Regions from separate parts of the Homo sapiens genome. Here region 1 is linked to region 2. A link is a loop called in an ENCODE intact Hi-C map of the cell type or tissue named here. Cell type or tissue: mammary epithelial cell. All regions are shown on one strand. Each heading gives the region's core, and the rest is flanking DNA. Links, peaks and the distances in the headings are about the cores only.

Evidence for each region. Hi-C counts contacts between places; a loop is a spot of excess contacts. Peaks named below come from ENCODE experiments on the same cell type or tissue, not always from the same donor. Only the 100,000 strongest peaks of a DNase experiment are listed, where the experiment ranks them.
Region 1: a loop joins it to region 2, with 6 times the contacts of the local background. A loop is called at or near these places in 2 of 110 quality-filtered maps.

What each region holds. Positions count from the first base shown.
Region 1 is chr1:24,118,606-24,121,491 of GRCh38, reverse strand. It overlaps IL22RA1 (interleukin 22 receptor subunit alpha 1), which reads left to right. Exons shown (of 7, transcript NM_021258.4): 7 at 1-1,721. The coding sequence ends at 687. Among named protein-coding and RNA genes, the nearest start is that of MYOM3, 7.9 kb to the right of the region's middle. RefSeq lists a silencer at 759-1,053. In mammary epithelial cell, for the core only: no CTCF peak of the experiment used is centred there; a DNase peak (open chromatin) is centred at 1,001.
Region 2 is chr1:24,190,982-24,193,871 of GRCh38, reverse strand. No RefSeq gene overlaps it. Among named protein-coding and RNA genes, the nearest start is that of IFNLR1, 5.1 kb to the right of the region's middle. RefSeq lists an enhancer at 2,375-2,464. In mammary epithelial cell, for the core only: no CTCF peak of the experiment used is centred there; a DNase peak (open chromatin) is centred at 1,791; H3K27ac peaks cover 1,547 bases.

The DNA.
Region 1 (2,886 bases), core at 1-2,500, 72 kb after region 2:
TCCCCACTGTCCTATGCCCCAAACGCTGCCCCTGAGGTCGGGCCCCCATCCTATGCACCTCAGGTGACCCCCGAAGCTCAATTCCCATTCTACGCCCCACAGGCCATCTCTAAGGTCCAGCCTTCCTCCTATGCCCCTCAAGCCACTCCGGACAGCTGGCCTCCCTCCTATGGGGTATGCATGGAAGGTTCTGGCAAAGACTCCCCCACTGGGACACTTTCTAGTCCTAAACACCTTAGGCCTAAAGGTCAGCTTCAGAAAGAGCCACCAGCTGGAAGCTGCATGTTAGGTGGCCTTTCTCTGCAGGAGGTGACCTCCTTGGCTATGGAGGAATCCCAAGAAGCAAAATCATTGCACCAGCCCCTGGGGATTTGCACAGACAGAACATCTGACCCAAATGTGCTACACAGTGGGGAGGAAGGGACACCACAGTACCTAAAGGGCCAGCTCCCCCTCCTCTCCTCAGTCCAGATCGAGGGCCACCCCATGTCCCTCCCTTTGCAACCTCCTTCCCGTCCATGTTCCCCCTCGGACCAAGGTCCAAGTCCCTGGGGCCTGCTGGAGTCCCTTGTGTGTCCCAAGGATGAAGCCAAGAGCCCAGCCCCTGAGACCTCAGACCTGGAGCAGCCCACAGAACTGGATTCTCTTTTCAGAGGCCTGGCCCTGACTGTGCAGTGGGAGTCCTGAGGGGAATGGGAAAGGCTTGGTGCTTCCTCCCTGTCCCTACCCAGTGTCACATCCTTGGCTGTCAATCCCATGCCTGCCCACGCCACACACTCTGCGATCTGGCCTCAGACGGGTGCCCTTGAGAGAAGCAGAGGGAGTGGCATGCAGGGCCCCTGCCATGGGTGCGCTCCTCACCGGAGCAAAGCAGCATGATAAGGACTGCAGCGGGGGAGCTCTGGGGAGCAGCTTGTGTAGACAAGCGCGTGCTCGCTGAGCCCTGCAAGGCAGAAATGACAGTGCAAGGAGGAAATGCAGGGAAACTCCCGAGGTCCAGAGCCCCACCTCCTAACACCATGGATTCAAAGTGCTCAGGGAATTTGCCTCTCCTTGCCCCATTCCTGGCCAGTTTCACAATCTAGCTCGACAGAGCATGAGGCCCCTGCCTCTTCTGTCATTGTTCAAAGGTGGGAAGAGAGCCTGGAAAAGAACCAGGCCTGGAAAAGAACCAGAAGGAGGCTGGGCAGAACCAGAACAACCTGCACTTCTGCCAAGGCCAGGGCCAGCAGGACGGCAGGACTCTAGGGAGGGGTGTGGCCTGCAGCTCATTCCCAGCCAGGGCAACTGCCTGACGTTGCACGATTTCAGCTTCATTCCTCTGATAGAACAAAGCGAAATGCAGGTCCACCAGGGAGGGAGACACACAAGCCTTTTCTGCAGGCAGGAGTTTCAGACCCTATCCTGAGAATGGGGTTTGAAAGGAAGGTGAGGGCTGTGGCCCCTGGACGGGTACAATAACACACTGTACTGATGTCACAACTTTGCAAGCTCTGCCTTGGGTTCAGCCCATCTGGGCTCAAATTCCAGCCTCACCACTCACAAGCTGTGTGACTTCAAACAAATGAAATCAGTGCCCAGAACCTCGGTTTCCTCATCTGTAATGTGGGGATCATAACACCTACCTCATGGAGTTGTGGTGAAGATGAAATGAAGTCATGTCTTTAAAGTGCTTAATAGTGCCTGGTACATGGGCAGTGCCCAATAAACGGTAGCTATTTCCTGTTGTGATTTTTTTTTTAAACTACGTTACACAAGGAGTGACCCCCTCCCCCAATTCGGATTGGCTTCAGACACACCTGGCATTTTCTCATGGGCTTAAATGACCTGGATTTCCTCAGGACAGGCAAAGCCAGAGGGGTCTGGGGTGGGAAAGAGGAGGGACTGCAGGGCCTTCTAGAGACAAGAGTTCAGAGACAAATGATGTGGAACCTTCTCCCTGAGATCGTAGGCAGAAGCCATTGTGGGTGGCAGTGGTAATCTCAGACGGCCTCTGTCCATCCAGCCTCCCTGATCCCCCACAGAGGCAGTGTTGCACACTCTGTGCTCTCAGACTGCTGCCATACCCTCCGTATCACTGCATCTCAGACGACCCCTACCATGAGGAAGCCAAAGTCCAGAGGGAGAGGGGACCTACCCGAGATCCCACTATTGAGGCTGTGACAGAGTTGGAGTGCAAACCTAGGGCTTTTTGTCCTCATCGAGAGAGGAAGCTTTCCACACCTGCTTGGATTCTTGGAGGATGAGACTAGTGGAGGCTAAGGAGGGGAGGCCTCCTAATGGGGTCCCCAAGAGAAAAGTGCTCCTGGTCACCTTGCTCCAAAGTCTTTTTGTTTGTTTGTTTTGTTTTTCCTTTTGGAGAAAGGGTCTCACCCTGTGGCCTAGGCTGGAGTGCAGTGGCATGAACACAGTTTACTGCAGCCTTGACCTCCTGGACTCAAGTGATCCTCCTACTTCAGCCTCCCGAGTAGCTGGGACTACAGGTGCATGCCACCATGCCCAGATAATTTTTGGTATTTTTGGTAGAGATGGGGTTTCGCCATGTTGCCCAGGCTGGTCTTGAACTCATGGGCTCAAGTGATTGTCTTGCCTCAGCCTCCCAAGTAGTTGGAATTACAGGCGTGAGCCACCACACCTGCCCTCCAAAGCCTTTTCTGAACATTTCTGAGAAAGAGGATGGAACACCAGTCACCTCAGAGGGACCCTTCCCAGAGTGGACAGTGTCCTTCTCTTCCCAGGTACATCTCCTCTTCTCTTCCCCACCCCTCCCCTTTCCTGGGACACAGTGACAGGTGGTGGTGTTCTTATCTGATGGTAATTAATGTTTAACATCTCCTCGGTGTCACTGGTTTAGACCCAACACCTCCGTGCAGAGGGATGGGTCTA
Region 2 (2,890 bases), core at 317-2,816:
GTGTATACCTCCCTCCAAGCAAGGCCACTTCGCTGCATTAAAGCCGGCGTGAGGGCTGGAACTGAGGTCTCCTGGTTCCCAGGCTGGTGCTCTTACACCAGGAAACTGGCTGTCATCTGTGCACCATCTACAAGAAGGATCTTGAGACTTAACATCTGTAAAGGCTGGCATGGGGAGAAGGGCTTTGTTTTCTTCTGTGAGGCCCCAAAAGGAAGAATTAGATGACTAGGGTAAATTACAAGGAGGTAGGTCAAAGTAAGGGCGATGTTCCTAACTAGAACTGTTCACAAACAGAATTGGCAGCCCCAAAAGATAGCAGGATCTCGTCCCCCAATGAGTCCAAGCAGCAGCATCCAGCTGGTCTCTCCAGGATGTTGAAGAGGGTAGACTTTCAGGGTAGGAAGTTGGTGGGGATGATCTCTAAGGACTCCTCCTCTGCAACCCAGCAGTGGGTGTATGCCGTTTGCCTCTGCAGCCTCCATTCCTCTGAGGAACCAATCTTCCTCCAGTTCCTATAGTTGGAGGAGCTGTCAATCAGAATACTCCCTTACCCCTCTCCCCCGGGATGGGCATTCTACCCAGAGAGGCCAATGACAGTAGCCCATTCTTCTGACCACATCGATTGGCTCAGGAAATGGCATGTGACCCAAGCCAGGCCAATCAGAATCTGTTTCCACTAGAGCCGTCCCAGAGCCACATCCATCCTTGAACTTCTCAATCTGGGGAACTTGCAGAATTCCTTTTGCACTTATGTCAGTTTAGAGTTTGTGTTCTTGCAGCTGGTAAAGTCTTAAATTCCACTCCCACATACAAATGATCTCCTTGTTCTTGTACTGGGCCCTGCCTGCCTCCAGCATTACATTAAAACAACAGCAAGAAGAATAATAGTCAAAACAACAATGGTTTAAAATCTTTAGTTTCTTGGGGGGGGAAAATGCCAAAAGAAATTTCAGTCCTGACACAGAGCCAAAAATTTGGAAATCCATTTTCTCCACCTCTCTTTCCATACATCTCATATTCACACTCACATTCAGCTCTTAGAGCAGCTGGTCCCTGCACTTGCTCCTTTTCTCTCCACATGTCCCCCAAAACTGACTTTTAAAACCCAGCCCCAATTGGCTTTTACATTTTGCCTCCTCTCCTGCCTTTTCCCAGTCCTATGGGACACTTTGCCAGCCTGCGCATAATTATCTTAGTAGACAGGAGAGGGAGAGGCTGTGAACTCCCTCTCTCTCTCTCTCTCCCTCTTTCTCTCTCTCTCTCTCTCACACACACACACACACACACAGAGTAATGTGGTTTTGTTTCCCCTGTTGCACATTATTATTATTATTTTATTTTATTTTATTATTTTGAGACAGAGTTTTGCTGTCATTGCCCAGGCTGCAGTCCAGTGGCATGATCTTGGCTCACTGCAACCTCCACCTCCCAGGTTCAAGCGATTCTCCTGCCTCAGCCTCCCGAGTAGCTGGGATTACAGGCACATGCCACCACGCCCAGCTAATTTTTGTATTTTTAGTAAAGATGGGGTTTCACCACGTTGGCCAGTCTGGTCTTGAACTTCTGACCTTAGGAGATCCACCCACCTCAGCCTCCCAAACTGTTGGGATTACAGGCGTAAGCCACCGTGCCCAGCCACATTATTTTTTAAACATTATTCTTGGGGACAACAGAAGACTGTAAAATCCCAGCTATGGAGGGGAGCATGACAGTGGAGTTATACTTTCGAAAGAAACACTGAGGTCTTCTAACTATGAGTCATATGCCAAGTTCAAGTCAGTAAACACTTAGTGAGTGGCTAAGGCGTGGCAGATAAGAACCAGGAGAGGGGCTGAGTTGTTTAGGGCATATGAAATTGTGTTTGACTGAGCCCCATTCAGCAAAGGTTTGCTTACTCACAGTTCATTGAGCACCTACTATGTGCCAGGCCCTGAGCGAGTCATTAGAGTTGTATCCAAGAAGTAAGATATTCAGTGCACAAAAATGATGATATTGTGATTAATTCATATCAAAGAGACTGCTATGGTTTGAATGTGGCCTTCAAAATTCATGTGCTGGAAACTCAATCCCCAATGCGACAGTGTTGGGAAGTAGGGCCTGATGGAAGGTGTGTAGGTCGTGAGGGCTCTGCCATCATCAATGGATTAATGAGTCCATAAAAAGGGCTTGTGAGAATGGGTTCTCTCTCTCTCTCTCTCTCTCTCCTCTTCTGTCATGTGAGGACACGGTGTCCTCCCCTTCAGACGACAAAACATTCAGGGTGCCATCTTGGAAGCAGAGAGACTGGGTCATAACCTGAAGGCATCTTGAACTTGAACTTCCCAGCCTCCAGAGCTGTGAGAAATAAATTTCTGTTCTTTGTAAATAACTCACTCTGTGGTATTTTGTTACAGCAGCGCAAAATGGGCTAAGTCAGAGACATACATGGGGATTGGGAGCAAATCAAAGACAGTGGTTAAGAAAGCCTCCCTGAGGAAGTGGCATGTGAGCTGAGACTGAATCAAGAATAGGGGCCTGTTGGAAGACTAGCGGAAGATAAGCCTGGGAAGGAAATTCCCACCACAGGGACCAGTGTTTGAAAAGGCCAGGGGGCAAGAGAAAGAAGGGAACTGGAAGCCTCTGTGGCCGGAACACAGAGAACTAGTGGGGAACTTCAAAAGGTGGATGGAGGCCACATTGTGAAAACCTTCAACAGCTGCATAAGAGATTTTGAGCCTCAAGTCATGGACCAGAGACTTTTAACATGAGCCCCATAGGCCCTTAGGGGTTGGGATGTGGTTTGTTCTAAACATAGAAAAGCTCAGCTGTGGTGCCACAGATGTTGGGTCCTCCAACAGTGAGGGAAATTGGCTTCGTCCACCCAGTGGTGTGCTGGAGCTGGCTCCTACAG